Regions from separate parts of the Homo sapiens genome. Here region 2 is linked to region 1. A link is an interaction called in ENCODE POLR2A ChIA-PET data of the cell type or tissue named here. Cell type or tissue: Panc1. All regions are shown on one strand. Region 1 has its middle 12 kb from the start of CTAG1B. Region 2 holds the start of SNORA36A (small nucleolar RNA, H/ACA box 36A).

Evidence for each region. Peaks named below come from ENCODE experiments on the same cell type or tissue, not always from the same donor. Only the 100,000 strongest peaks of a DNase experiment are listed, where the experiment ranks them.
Region 2: POLR2A ChIA-PET joins it to region 1 with 5 read pairs; 5 of 35 experiments call an interaction of 5 or more read pairs at or near these places.

The regions. Positions count from the first base shown.
Region 1 is chrX:154,603,542-154,611,541 of GRCh38, reverse strand. No RefSeq gene overlaps it. Among named protein-coding and RNA genes, the nearest start is that of CTAG1B, 12 kb to the left of the region's middle. In Panc1, no CTCF peak of the experiment used is centred here; a DNase peak (open chromatin) is centred at 7,351; H3K27ac peaks cover 2,170 bases.
Region 2 is chrX:154,765,312-154,773,311 of GRCh38, reverse strand. DKC1 (dyskerin pseudouridine synthase 1) reads right to left here. Exons shown (of 15, transcript NM_001363.5): 3 at 7,782-7,868; 4 at 7,314-7,405; 5 at 6,912-7,096; 6 at 6,251-6,315; 7 at 5,930-6,056; 8 at 4,880-5,010; 9 at 4,002-4,145; 10 at 2,433-2,553; 11 at 63-181. It overlaps SNORA36A (small nucleolar RNA, H/ACA box 36A), which reads right to left and starts at 4,784; the gene lies at 4,653-4,784. MIR664B (microRNA 664b) reads right to left here and starts at 4,716; the gene lies at 4,656-4,716. In Panc1, no CTCF peak of the experiment used is centred here; no DNase peak of the experiment used is centred here; H3K27ac peaks cover 154 bases.

The DNA of each region.
Region 1 (8,000 bases):
CGTTTCACCAGGAAAAAAGTCAGCTTCCTGTTTGGATACCCACTAGACATTTAAAGTTCTACAATGAACCCATCGGAAATGCAAAGAAAAGCGCCTCCGCGGAGACAGAAAACCCGCAATCGAGCATCATCGACTCGCCAGGTGAACAAAATGGTGGTATCAGAAGAACAGATGAAGTTGACATCCACCAAGGAAGTGGAGCCGCCGACCTGGGCCCAACTAAAGAAGTTGACACAGTTAGCTGAAAAAAGCCTGAAGAAAACAAGGGTAACACAAACTCCAGAGAATATGCTGCTTGCAGTTTTGATGATTGTATCAATGGTGGTAAGTGTCCCCATGTCTGCAGGAGCAGCTGCAGCTAATTATACTTACTGGACCTATGTGCCTTTCCCGCCCTTAATTCGGGCAGTCACATGGATAGATAATCCTATTAAAGTATGTGTTAATAATAGTGCATGAGTACCAGGCCCCACAGATGATTGTTGCCCTGCCCAACCTGAAAAAGAAGGAATGATGATAAATATTTCCATTGGGTATCATTATCCTCCTATTTGCCTAGGGAAGGCACCAGGATATTTAATTCCTACAACCCAAAATTGGTTGGTAGAAGTACCTACTGTCATTGCCAGCAATAGATTTACTTATCACATGGTAAGTGAAATGTCACTCGGGCCACAGATAAATAATTTACAGGATCCTTCTTATCAAAGATCATTAAAATTTAGGCCTAAGAGGAAGCCTTGCCCCAAGGAAATTCCCAAAGAATCAAAAGGCCCAGAAGTCTCAGTTTGGGAAGAATGTGTGGCTGATACTGCTGTGGTATTACAAAACAATGAATTTGGAACTATTATAGACTGGGCCCCTCAAGGCCAATTATATTATGATTGTACAGGCCAGACTCACTGATGTTCACAGGCCCCATCCATCTGGCCCACTAATCCGGCCTATGATAGTGATTTAACTGAAAGGCTGGACCAGGTTTACAGAAGGTTAGAATCACCCTATCCATGGAAATGGGGTGAAAAGGGAATTTCATCACTTCGAACAAAGTTAGTTAGTCCTGTTGTTGGTCCTGAACACCCAGAATTATGGAAGCTTACTGTGGCCTCGCACCACATTAGAATTTGGTCTGGAAATGAAGCTATAGGAACAAGAGATCGTAAGCCATATTATACTATTAACCTAAATTCCAATCTGACAATTCCTTTGCAAAGTTGTGTAAAACCCCCTTATATGTTAGTTGTAGGAAAAATAGTTATTAAACCAGATTCCCAAACTATAACCTGTGAAAATTGTAGATTGTTTACTTGCATTGATTCGACTTCTGATTGGCAGCACCATATTCTGCTGGTGAGGGCAAGAGAGGGCGTGTGGATCCCTGTGTCCATGGACCGACCGTGGGAGGCTTCCCCATCCGTCCATATTTTAATGGAAGTATTAAAAGGAGTTCTAACTAGATCCAAAAGATTCATTTTTACTTTAATTGCAGTCATTATGGGTCTTGTTGCAGTCACAGCTACTGCTGTGGCTGCTGGAATTGCTTTACACTCCTCTGTTCAAATGGTAAAATATGTAAATAATTGGCAAAAGAATTCCTCAAAATTGTGGAATTCTCAGACCCAAATAGATCAAAAATTGGCAAACCAAATTAATGACCTTAGACAAACTGTCATTTGGATGCGAGATAGGCTCATGAGCTTGAAATATCTTTTTCAGTTACAGTGTGACTGGAATACGTCAGATTTTTGTATTACACCCCGAGCCTACAATGAGTCTGAGCATCACTGGGCCATGGTTAGATGCCATCTACAAGGAAGAGAAGATAATCTTACTTTAGATATTTCAAAATTAAAAGAACAAATTTTTGAGGCATCAAAAGCCCATTTAAATCTGGTGCCAGAAACTGAGGCAATCGTGAAAGCTGCTGATGGCCTCACAAATCTTAATGCCGTCACTTGGGTTAAAACTATCAGAAGTTCCACTATTGTAAATTTCATATTAATCCTTGTATGTCTGTTCTGTCTGTTGTTAGTCTACAGGTGTATCCAACAGCTCCGAAGAGACAGTGACCAGCGAAAACGGGCCGTGATGATGATGGTGGTTTTGTCAGAAAGAAAAGGGGGATATGCAGGCAAGAGAAAGAGAGATCAGACTGTTACTGTTGTCTGTGTAGAAAAGGAAGACATAAGAAACTCCATTTTGACCTGTACCCTGAACGATTGTTTTGCCCCGAGATGCTGTTAATCTGTAACTTTGCCCCAACCTTGAGCTCACAGAAACATGTGTTGTACAGAATCAAGGTTTAAGGGACCTAGGGCTGTGCAGGACGTGCCTTGTTAACAAAATGCTTACAGGCAGTATGCTTGGTAAAAGTCATCGCCATTCTCCATTCTCGATAAACCAGGGGCACAATGCACTGCGGAAAGCCGCAGGGACCTCTGCCCTGGAAAGCGGGATATTGTCCAAGGTTTCTCCCCATGTGATAGCCTGAGATATGGCCTCGTGGGATGAGAAAGACCTGACCGTCCCCCAGCCTGACACCCGTGAAGGGTCTGTGCTGAGGAGGATTAGTAAAAGAGGAAAGCCTCTTGCAGTTGAGATAAGAGGAAGGCCTCTGTCTCCTGCCTGCCCCTGGGAACTAAATGTCTCGGTATAAAACTCTATTGTACATTTGTTCTCTTCTGAGATAGGAGAAAACCCACCCTGTGGCGGGAGGCGAGACATGTTGGTGGCAGCAATGCTGTTCTGTTACTCTTTACTCCACTGAGATGTTTGGGTGGAGAAAAGCATAAATCTGGCCTATGTGCACATCCAGGCATAGTACCTTCCCTTGAACTTATTTGTGACACAGATTCCTTTGCTCACATGTTTTCTTGCTGACCGTCTCCGCACTATCACCCTGTTCTCCTACTACATTCCCCTTACTGAGATAGTAAAATAATAATCAATAAATACTGAGGGAACTCACAGACCGGTGCTGGTGCAGGTCCTCCGGATGCTGAGTGCCGTCTCCTGGGCCCACTGTTCTTTCTCCATACTTTGTGTCTTATTTCTTTTCTCAGTCTCTCGTCCCACCTGACGAGAAATACCCACAGGTGTGGAGGGGCTGGCCCCCTTCATCCACCCACCTTGAGGAATCCATCTGAGAAACTCCTGGATATGCAAATGAGGTAGAATCCACCAGCATCTTAATGACACCACCACGTAAATAGTTTTTAGAATGTAAATGTCCACCAGCTGCGGAAAGGCTGAACAAATCACTGCACAACTGAGGAAGGCGAGGGGGGTTGGTACATCCAGGCCGTGCCAAAGCCGGTTCTGTCTCAGAGCAGCGGAGTTTTTCCAAGAGACGTGGGCACGCTGTGAGGAAGTCCCAGCAGGAAGCCAGGTGAATGCCACCTCCGCATGCCTGCCCCGGAGGGTGTGAGCGGCTTCCTTCTCCTCTGGATCCTTTTTTGATCTCCACCTCAAAAAAAAAAAAAAAAAAAAAAGAAGTCTGGAAAGATTATATATAACTATAGGTATAGCAGAGATTTGAAAAACAATAAGATAAATTCACTGTAGTAAATTTAAAAAACGATTAACTGGACATTGTGCTAGGAAAATATAATGAATTCGAGAAATAGAAAACATTTTTCTTTTTGGCCAAGACCACTCTCCAGGTGGGACTGTGCTTTCCCATTACATTGCACCAGGAAGTGCACCACATCTTTCTTTGTCTTTATTGTGATGCTATTTAGGTTCAGGTGGCGTCAGCCTGATCACTTTTTTTTTTTTTTTTGAGACAGGGTCTCTCTCTGTCACCCACATTGGAGTGCAGTGGTGAAATCCTAGCTCACTACAGCCACATTTTGTTTATCCATTCATCCGTTCATGGATGACACTTGGATGGTTTCCACCTTTTGGCTATTGTCAATAATGATGCAACAAACATTGGCACAGAAGTATCTGTTTGAGGACCTGTGCTTTTTGAGCAGCCGCCAAACAGTTTTCCATAGTGCCTGCACGATTACATTCCAGTCGGGAATAGATGAGGGTTCCAACTTCTCCCCATCCTCGTCAACTCTTACTATTTTCTATTTTTTAAGTAACCATCCTAGTAACTTAACTGTGAAGTGGTATCTCATTGTGGTTTTGACTTGCGTTTCCCTAATGACTAAGGATGTTAAGCATCATTTCATGTGCTTACTGGTCATTTCTGTATGTTTTTTGGAGAAATGTCTAAGTCTTTTGTCAATTCTTTAACTCAACTGTTTATCATTTTGCTTGAGTTTTAGGAGTGTGTTGTATATTACGAGTTGAGTTTTAGGAGTGTGTTGTATATTATGGATACTACACCCTTATCAGATATGATTGGCAAATATTTTCTCACTTTCCTCAGCTTGTCTTTTCACTTTTGTGTTGAGGCTTAATATTACCATGCTGACCTGGCATCCATTTTGTTGTCTTCACATGAGTCCCCAGATGCCACACAATGCCCTTGGTTAATAGCCTAAGCCCAGTTCCCAACCGCTGCCCTTCGATTCCACTTTCCTTCCCCTAAAAGCCATCTCACCAGTACACACACACACACCCAGCTGCCTGACCAAATGTAAAGTTAGATTAGGTCCACGTGGTGGGAGCCCCTTTTTGTGGGCATTTGCTTTGAATCCTCCAATCTTCTCACCCCCTACTGCGATGCTCTGACCATCTCCCTGGACCCAAATAGAGGCAAGTGCCCCAGGTCCACACACACCCTCTGCACATGTTGAATGACCTCCGTGTAGCCTCCATAACCTGTGAGTAATAGAAGTTCTTTGTTTCCATCTTCTGGCTCTTCTAATCACTGAAGGAGTACTCTCCATTTTAAAGGAACTAAATTAAAACAACTTTCTTGATAATGTTCTTGAATGCACAAAAGTTTTTCATTCTGATGAAGTCCAGTTTAACTATCTTTTCTCTGGCTGCATGTACTTTTGGTTTCATATCTAAGAAGCTATTGCCAAATCCAAGGTCATGTAGATTCACCCTGTGGTTTCTTTGAAGAGTTTTATGGTTTTAGCTCTTACATTTAGGTTGCTGATCGATTTTGCGTTAATTTTTACTTACTGCATTACATGGGGGTTCAACATCATTCTTTTGCATGAGTAATTCCACTTGTTCCAGCGCTGTTTGTTGAGGAGACTGCTGGATTGGCACTCTCGTCAAAAATTATTTAACCGGGGATCATATCAAGTTAAAAAGCTTCTGCACAGCAAAGGAAACAATCCACAAAGTGAAGAGACAACACACAGAATGGGACAAACTATTTGCAAACTACCCATCTGATAAGGGATTAATGACCAGAATACATAAGGAACTCAAACAACGCTGTAGGGAAAAAAAAGTCTAATAATTCAAGTAAAAAAGAGGCCAAAGAAGCAAAGGAACAGGAGGGGTATAAGGAGGGTTGAGGGGGGGAGGGGATGGGGCAACCAGAGACAGGATGGAGATTTAAGGATCCCTGTGATTCCCGAGATGACTCTGAGAGCATCAGCTGGGGAACCGGATGAAAATTCACAGCAGACGTGCATTGTTTGGAAGGAGGTGAGGAGCCAGAAACGGTGAGTTCTTCACTGAAGGAGTGACCACTTGATCTGTTCTTTGGCTGACTGCAGTACCTGAGACACGGTCTGCTCCATAAGAGGGACATCTTCATCCCCTTATTTAAAAAAAATTTTTTTTGAGACAGCATCTCCTCTGTTGCTCAGGCTGGAGTGCAGTGGCACAGTCAAGGCCCACTGCAGCCTCCACCTCCCCAGGCTCAGGTGATTTTCCCACCTCAGCCTCCCGAGCAGCTGGGACTACAAGCACGGCATACATTGCCTGGCTAATGTTTTCTGTTTTTAGTAGAGACGAGGTATCACCATGTTGCCCAGGCTGGTCTCAAACTTCTGGGCTCAAGCAATTCTCTCACCTTGGCTTCCCAAAATGCCGGGATTACAGGTATGAGCCACCTCGGGGAGCCAGAATTTCTTTCTTAAATGTTTGATTCATTAACCAATAGAGCACCCAGCCTGGAGTTTTCTATGTGGCAAGGTTTTTAATTATGAATTTATATGGGTAATTGATATAAAACTCCTTTTTTTCTTGTGTCAGTTTTAGTAATATGTGTCTTTCAATGAAATTATACATTTCATCGAAGTCATTGAATTTATAGTTACAGAGCTGTTAATAGCATTCTTTTTTTTTTTTTTTTTTTGAGACAGAGTCTCGCTCTGTCGCCCTGGCTGGAGTGCAGTGGCGCGATCTCGGCTCACTGCAAGCTCCGCTTCCCAGGTTCACGCCATTCTCCTGCCTCAGCCTCCTGAGTAGCTGGGACTACAGGCTCCTGCCACCATGCCCGGCCAATTTTTTTGTATTTTTAGTAGAGACAGGGTTTCACCATGTTAGCCAGGATGGTCTCGATCTCCTGACCTCGTGATCCACCCGCCTCAGCCTCCCAAAGTGCTGGGATTACAGGCGTGAGCCACCGCGCCCGGCCAATAGCATTCTTTACTAGCCTTTGACTTGTTTCACTGATGTCTGCTTTGTGATTTATTAGGTCCTCCTTCTGCTTGTCTGGGGCTAACTTTCTCTTTTCCTCTAGGGTGCATACCCTTCCACCCACCTTGAGGAATCCATCTGAGAAACTCCTGGATTTGCAAGTTAGGTAGAATCCACCAGCATCTTAATGACACCACCACGTAAATAGTTTTTAGAATGTAAATGTTCATCAGCCGCAGAAAAATTAAATAAATCACTGCACAACTGCCCCAGGGGAAAAAGTGTGAGGAAGCTAGAGAGAGAGCATGGTAGATAGTTGGGTACTAGCATAGAAAGAGGTTAAAACAAGTCACCAGATCTCTGCATATAGGCTATGGCACACTCTTGTTTTGGCAGTGTGCTCCCGCCACGTGAGCATGTAGGGATGTGCACAGTAACTCCCTGGAAAGCCACCTCCACGCTCAAGAGTGCTCATCGCTGGACAATAGCTTTAGGGAAATAAAACCTTCACCTTTTAAATCTCAGACTTCCATGTTGAAATATTTTCATCAAGCATGTATTACTTTGGAAATACACGCCTTTACTTTATAAAAGAAGAGTCTGCTCGAATAAGAAACCATCTCTCCTAGTCCTGTTCTTTCAAAACATTGGAAGTGGATTTTGAGTGTGTTGAAATGTCTGTGCCACAGCAGAGGGCACCTGTTGGTTTTGTCACCCAACCTCTGTTCCCCTGTACCAGTGTGCATATTTCCCCTAGAACCACTCCCTCCCTTTCCCTTCAGCAGTTTTGATTCTGCTGGAGTTGACTTCACCCCAGATTCCAGGTGGAATGACTCATCCTTCCTCTCTCACTATGTGATGCCAGCTTTCCGCCAGTTCCTGCCAGAAGTAGATGTGGTCTGAGGCCCTCACCAGAAGCAGATGCTGGCACCACCCATCTTACAGCTGCAGAACTATGAGCCAAATAAAACTCTTTATGAATTTCTCAGCATCAGGTATTCCTCTATAGCAATGCAAACAGACTAAGACAGGGATTGAGTCCTTGCTGAAAAGCTCTCAAAAGCTGCGATGGTAGAAAAAGCAGCGAATGAGTCTTCTGTGCATAAGAATCCAAATAGGGAGGAGTGAGCCTGCAAGGGAGTCCCAGGAGGAAAGGGAGGAGGAGAACGGGCACAGGGACCAGCTCTTTCCAGATAGGGCTCCCCAACCTGGTCCACAAGTGCGGGCTTCATTCACCCAGAGCTTGAGTCTTTAGTTTCATTGTCCCGTGACCCCGTCCCGCCACCTCTGCCCAAACATGGCCCAGGTGCAGCCGGCCACCCTAGCCCCATGGCTGGATGGCTAGAGCTGGCGGCTTTTAAACCCAAGTCAGGTGGCCCCAGTCCTCTGCTCTAAGCTGTCCAGTGGGCTTCCCTCACTCACAGTGAAAGCCAGAGCCCTGATGGCAGCCTACAGTCCCGACATGATCGAGCCTTTCCTCTCTGGCCTTCTCACCT
Region 2 (8,000 bases), 160 kb before region 1:
AATTTAAAAAAAAAAAAAAAAAAAAAAGAACCTGGCAGGGCACGCAACCCAGTACCACTTACCTTTGGACCTAAACCCCACTTCCGAGGGTAAGTGTCTCTCTCCATGATCACTCTCTTGATCTTGGCTACTATACCATGGTCGCAGGTAGAGATGACCGCTGTGGTCATTAATGCAATAGCTACAGGCATTGAATAAAGAAAAGAATTATTTGAAGGGTGAAAGAATTGATAATTGATGAGCCCCAATTCTACTGTTGTATGCCACTTTAAAACTTTTAAAACTCTGAGCTACTACTTTAATTGGGGTTACCTTTGCTCAGGATGTGCATATGGAGGAAATACTCCATTATGAGAAGGAGGCCTTTGAAATGACGTTAAACTTCTGAAGTTAAAAAACACCTAACCAAAGCACCTAACGATACACATAACAGGCTTGCAGCTCAAGACGTCTATAAGAACGGCATGCACACTCCCTTTGGGGCCACAGAACCTTTGAAGTTTTAAGGATTCCTTTTCTGCTGCTGTCCATAAGCCGTGGCTGCCTTGCCTGCTCACAGAGCTAAGGAATCCTGATGACATGCTTACTTCTGGTACAAATTAGACCCATTAAATGAATAGCTCTAAGGTTCATTCACTAAGAGGGTGCGCAGAGCATTTAAAGTCTTAAGAGACAATCCAACAGTAGCTAAGCTTTCACAAGTTAAAAAACACTGGTACTTTACATGGAACCACAAAAGACTCAAAATAGCCAAAGCTATCCTAAGCAAAAAGAACAAACCTGGAGGAATCACATTACCTGACTTCAAATTATAGTATAGAGCTACAGTAACCAAAACAGTATGGTACTGGCATAAAAACAGGCACATAAACCAATGGAACAGAATAAGGAACCCAGAAACAAATGCACACACCTACATTTAACTCATTTTTGACAAAGGTGCCAAGAACATACACTGGGTAAAAACCAGTCTCTTCAATAAATGGTGCTGGGAAAACTAGATATCCATATGCATAAGAATGGGAGAAAATATCCGCAAACTACCCATCTGACAAGGGATTAATAACCAGAATATATAAGGAACTCAGCACTATAGGAAAAAAAATCTAATAATCTGATCAAAAAACAGGCAAAAGATTTGAACAGACACTTCTCAAAAGAAGACAAATAAATGGCAAACAGGCATATGAAAAAGTGCTCAATGCTGATCACGAGAGAAATGCAAATCAAAACTACAATGAAATATCATTTCACTCCAGTTAAAATGGTTTATATCCAAAAGACAGGCAATGACAAGTGCTGGCAAGGATGTGGAGAAAAGGGAACCTTTGTACACTGTTGATGGGAATGTAAATTAGTATAACCACTATGAAGAACAGTTTGGAGGTTCCTCGAAAAACTAAATTGAGCTACCATAGGATCCAGCAATCCCACTGCTGGGTATATACCCCAAATAAAGGAAATCAGTGTTATCAAAGAGATCACAGTAGCCAAGATTTGGAAGCAACCGAAGTGCCCATCGACAGATAAATGGATAAAGAAAATGTGGTACATATACACGATGGATTACTATTCAGCCTTAAAAAAGAATGAGATCCTGTCATTTCCAACAACATGGATGGAACTGAAGATCGTTATATTAAGTGTAATCGGCCAGTCACAGAAAGACAAACATTGCATGTTCTCACTTATTTGTGGGAGCTAAGAATCGAAACAATTGAACTCATGGACAGAGAAGAGTAAAAGAATGGTTACCAGAGACTGGGAGGGTAGTGGGGGGCTGGCAGGGAGGTAGGGATGGTTAATGGGTACAAAAAAAAAAAAAATCAGGCCCGGCATGGTGGCTCACACCTGTAATCCCAGCACTTTGGGAGGGCAGATCACCTGAGGTCAGAAGTTCGAGACCAGCCTGACCAACATGACAAAACCCTGTCTCTACTAAAAATACAAAAAATTAGCCAGGTGTCATGGTGTGCACCTGTAATCCTAGCTACTCGGAAGGCTGAGGCACGAGAATCGCTTGAACCTGGGAAGCAGAAGTTGCAGTGAGCCGAGGTCACGTCTCTGCACTGCAGTCTGGGTGAAAAGAGCAAGACTGTCTCAAAAAAAAAAAAAAAAAAAAAACACCACCACCAAAAAACCAAAAGAATGAACAAGAAGAGTGAGACTATTTAATAGCACAACGGGGTGACTATAATCAATAATAACTTAAGTGTATATTTTAAAATAACTAAGGTGATAAATAACTAACAGTAAAATAGGATTGTTTGTAACACAAAGGATAAATGCTTAAGATGGATGCCCCATTCTCCATGATGTGATTATTATGTATTGCATGCCTGTATCAAAACATCTCATGAACCCCATAAATATATACACCTAGTATGTAACCACAAACATTTAGAATTTAAAAAATAAACATCCCCTCTTACCCATGCAGATTGCTTCTCCTTTGGTGGTGATAACCACAATCTCCTGATTGACCTCAATGCCGTCCTCATATCGAAGAACACCTGGAAGCATAATCTTGGCCCCATAGCAGATGGCATTTACCTGCAGAGATGGCACCAAGTGTAAGGGGCCCAGCTGCTGCCCTCCACCCCACTCCCACACCAGAGTAAAGGAGGACAACAAGGGAGTGGGGCCTGACACCAGGAAACAGGGATGACACTTATAGCCCACTAGCTGCAAGGGGCATGAGTGGTACTCAGAAGAGCCACCTCACTGTGCTATAGGTACCACTCTCCGCACATTACACACGACTCAAAAGTAGTAAAGAAGACTTTCAGGTTTTCAGGTTCTAGAGACTCACAAGTATTTTCTTTTTTTTTTTTTTTTTTTTTTAATTTTCAGGCAGAACCTCCCTCTGTTGTCCAGGGTGGAGTGCAGTGGCACATTCTCGGCTCACTGCAACCTCCATCTCCCAAGTTCAAGTGATTCTCAGCCTCCCAAGGAGCTGGGATTACAGGCACGTGCCACCACGCCCAGCTAATTTTTGTATTTTTAATAGAGACAGGGTTTCACCATATTGCCCAGGCTGGTCTCAAACTCCTGAGCTCAAGCAATTTGCCTGGCCCGGCCTCCCAAAGTGCTGGGATTATGGGTGTGAGCCACCGCACGTGGTCCATATTTTCATTTGAAACATAAAAATAGCCTTGGCATTCCTTAATTACTCCTCTCTCCTCCTTATGAGGAGAAAGAACAGATTTACTGGAGATCCAGGCAATAACAGGCTCTTAAAGAACTTGAAAACAAGATTACTGAGCCCTGTTGAACCAATCACACAAAAGTCTTGGTGCAGAATTTATAGGTCAGTGGGTACAAGTTAAGGCTACCTCTCCAGAGGTTCAATGGTACCCAATGCACCCATCTGCCTCATACCATCTCCACTCACCTAGACCTCTTTTGATCACATTCTCCCCTCCCTTTACATTCACCCAGAAGCCAATGGTTTGATAAGGAGAGGACATCACATTTATGTTGTCCACTGTTTTGTGACTGAGTTTTTTCAACTATTATGGTGCCATCTTTCAGTATTTATTACAGCCTATACACATACAAAAAATGTGAACATCTATACAAGATTTGAATATAAATAATTACCAACTACAAACATTTTAAATATCCAGAAATTTTTATCCCTCAAGTTAGAGAAAAAGACAATGTTTTAATTTATAAAAGGCCAACTCTCTGATCATCATAAAAACACAGCTCACAGCCTTGATCTCCTGGGCTCAAGCTGGTCTCAAACTCCTTCCTGGACTCAAGTGATCCTCTTGCCTCAGCCTGCCAAAGTGCTAGGATTATAGGCATCAGCCACTGTGCCTGGCCTAATGTGCCTTATTTTTAAGTATGCCTACCATTAAACTTTTACTTTAAATTAATATACTTGGTTTGGACTTGAAAAAAATAAAATAAAACCCAAGGAAAACAATAAAAAGAGCAAGCCTCATCTTTGGAGTACGTTCTTTCCAAATATAAACTCCTAACCCGGAACTTACTGCACTGTCTTTCATAACCAGCCGTTTATGAGATGTCAACAGCTTTTCCAAAGGGTAAACAACTCGCCGCAGGTAACTCTCATCCTTGTGGTTATCATACAGCCACTGAGCATCAAGCACATCATGCATTGTCACCATGTGGTCCTGAAAAGCAGCCATGTATGAAAATAATTCAGTTTATTTGTATCTCAGCCCATCAGACCCCAAACTTCCTAAAACTGAATGTCACTTGTTTACTAGTCCAAGCTCATTATGTCTTCAGCCTCTTCAGTCCTGGCTCTTCCAGGCATCTTTTTTTTTTTTTTTTTTTTTTTTTTGAGACGGAGTCTCGCTCTGTCGCCCAGGTGGGACTGCGGACTGCAGTGGCGCAATCTCGGCTCACTGCAAGCTCCGCTTCCCGGGTTCACGCCATTCTCCTGCCTCAGCCTCCCGAGTAGCTGGGACTACAGGCGCCCGCCACCGCGCCCGGCTAATTTTTTTTGTATTTTTAGTAGAGACGGGGTTTCACCTTGTTAGCCAGGATGGTCTCGATCTCCTGACCTCATGATCCACCCGCCTCGGCCTCCCAAAGTGCTGGGATTACAGGCGTGAGCCACCGCGCCCTCTTCCAGGCATCTTTAACCGTTGAAGTATTAGACCCCAAGCAGGCATTTTTGTAGGCTGGGAGGCAAATGAATAGAATAATACTTTCTACCCAATCATCTCCCTTAGCCCATTTTAATGTCCCAAAGTTTAATTAACAGAACAGGGAAGCTGCCCTGGACTGAACTCAACACTTTGGAAAGCATCTTTCCCACGACATGAAGCAAGTGGAGTGCCATCAAAGGCTGGCAGATGGTAAGAACCAGCTCTAAAACTTCTAGCCCCGTAACACATACCTTTTCACTCATGACTCCAGAACGAACCCTCCGAAGCTCCTGCATCTGACCACCAACTCCCAATAACAAACCAAGGTGCACACATAATGTCCGAATGTAGGTGCCAGCCTCACAACTCACCCAAAAGATTCCTAAGATACACACACACAAAAGAAAAGCAGCACCTACTGTAAATACATCACTGGTTGAGAAATGCAGTTATCCTTCATCTGAGCCACCAAGACTAGAGGTGACAGACACACTTCTTAAAATATAAGCATTTGCTGTAAAGATCTGTAATTCTGGCCAGGCACGGTGGCTCACGCCTGTAATTCCAGCACTTTGGGAGGCAGAGGCGGGTGGATCACGACGTCAGGAGATCAAGACCATCCTGGCTAACATGGTGAAACCCCGTCTCTACTAAATGTACAAAAAATTAGCCGGGCATGATGGCGGGCGCCTATAGTCCCAGCTACTTGGGAGGCTGAGGCAGGAAAATGGTGTGAACCCGGGAGACAGAGTTTGCAGTGAGCCGAGATCATGCCACCGCACTCCAGCCTGGGCGACAGAGCGAGACTCCGTCTCAAAAAAAAAAAAAAAAAAAAAAAAAGATCTGTAATTCTGATATTAGCAGAATTTTTAACACTTAAGTTGCAGGTATATTCAGCATGGTATGTTTCATGGATGGGAGGAAAATTGGCATTGTCTTAAATTTACTTCTGACAACAGAAACTTCTAAGCAGTCAAAATTGCAACAAATAAAAAACACATGCAAAACATACTTTGGTGAAAACACTTACCTTTGAACAAAGCACCGAACTACACAAATGCAGAATGAAAACATTTCAACTCCAGCAGAAGCAGTCATCATAAAAGGTGTAAAAGCCATCTCACTTTACTAGGCACTGTTCACTTTTTCAACAAAAGATAACAAAAACTATCGCCCACAGACAATATCCCAGCTGTAGGGCAGGTTTTAGAAAGTCTTCAACTTCAAGGGCATCTACTTTTAATAAGAGAACAGAATCCTGAAGAATGTGTTCATACCCACTCACAGGCCTAATGACTCACCTAATCTTCTTTCAGGATCGTATTCAATCATTTTGCTCTCGTAGATGGTCCTCACTCGGAGCTGCCTCTTTACTGCAGCAATAAGTGGGGGTCGCTGGAATAAGGCACCTGTCAGAGTTTCTAGGGCCTAAGAACAAACACAAATGAAAACAAACACCTCATCAGAATGTACATGTGCAGTCACTGGTCCAGGCTGGCTGCAGCAGCCGACTGAAAAGGGGACAAAAGGAGTCAGTCAGGACAGCTAACCCATCTCCAGATGTTTAGGGGCTCAGAGATCCAAGTCAACAAAGGGTGTCCTCCCTACAATTGCAGACTTACCCTAGAAAGCTGGGTCCCCCCTTCAATAGCATTGTGCAGCCGGACAATCCCCACATACTCTTTGCCTGAAAAATGACAAAAGAGTAGTCAGGTGTGGCCACTGAGTTTTCTGTTTTCCATATTTCTTATATGCTCAGTCACTCCCATTTTGCACAGCAGGAAAAGCGGCAGTTTGACCTTGTGTTTCTATAAAATTTGCATTAAGAGAGATTTCATGGTGATGATGTGGGAAAGAATGAAGACACTTTCTCACTGGGAATTCAATGTACTAACAGGGACAGTTGGGAGTACTCAGTGTAGAAGCTGCGTGGAAAAAGCCTTGCAAGATAAGCAGGCTTTTCTCAGATAAAAATGAACGAAGGATACTTTAGGCAGAAGCGGTAGCACAGAGTGAGAAGCCTGGAGTGACAAGCTGAGAGCTGAACCCGGACAAATGGATCCAGTCAGCTTGATGAATACATGCTTAGTATGTGGAATTCCAAAAAGCGCGGACCACCAAGATCTGGCAGGGGACAGAACGTACACAGAAACCAAAACAATATCCTTGCTTTAGGATTTTTTTTTTTCTTAATGAAGAAATAGTTTCCAGCAGACAAAACATAGAAGGGAAATACAGAAAGCTTTTCACTCTAGCCAGTCCTTCCCTCCCTCTCCCACATACCTGCACTCTGTTGTGACTTCACCAAGCGAGTGGCTCGTTCTATGCACACGATTAAACAACCAGTCACCTTGGGATCCAGCGTACCACTGTGCCCTGTCTTCTCCACCCGAAGTATCCGTCGAATCCAGGCTACCACCTCATGGGAAGAGGGGTTAGAGGGCTTGTCAAGATTAATGAAACCTGTCCTGGAATGGAAAAAAAAAAAATTAATGTATCACCCACTCTTAATGCTCCAGTGAAACAACAAATCTGAAAAGTTAAAAAGAAAAATAATTCACTGCGGGTACAGGTTATATATTCAAGACAAAGCTATTCTGGCATGCCACTGCCTTCCTGAATAGCTGATGTGAAAGCATTTTCAAAAGAAAGTAAGTTTGCACAGTGCCTCCTCCCAACACTTACCTGATATAGTCCCCAATCTCTCTCTTCAGAGGATTTGAACCACATGCAAGAGGTGTATAGTGTGTTGTCCTTACATTCAGCTTATCAAAATTCTACAAAGCAACGACACAACACAAAACAAAATACCATGTCGTGAGCACATGTAAAAAAAGAGTCAGTACCACTATGTGGCCCACAAACTGGCATAGGTCTGCAAGATGGACTAAGTACAAAAACTGAGAACTGTTGACAAACTCAGCAATTTAACATTGTGGGGACATGTGTTCTACAACAGTGTTGAGTGCACTGCCAATTTTTTAAAAACTTGGTTCTCATTTCAGATACCTTAAGGAATCCTGCTTTAAACTGTATCAGTGGGCACTTCCCAAAGTCAAGGATGCCAGCAGTAAGCATTCTCAATCAATTGTTTAACACTTGGAAATAACGTAAAAGCAGGCATTCATCTGATGCACGATTTTAACCACATACCTTTAGCAAAAGGGGCCACTGAGACGTGTCCAACTTAGCAACTTTGGATTCAGGTTTGATAAGAAATTCTTCAGCGTGTTGTATTTCCTTCGACAGGACAGAAATATAACCTATTAAACTTCCCACCCGATTTTGAACAATTCCATTACTGCCATGGAAATGTATGCCTTTTAAACAGAAAACAAGGCTTCCTATGCCTTTTCACTGGGACCTCCAAGG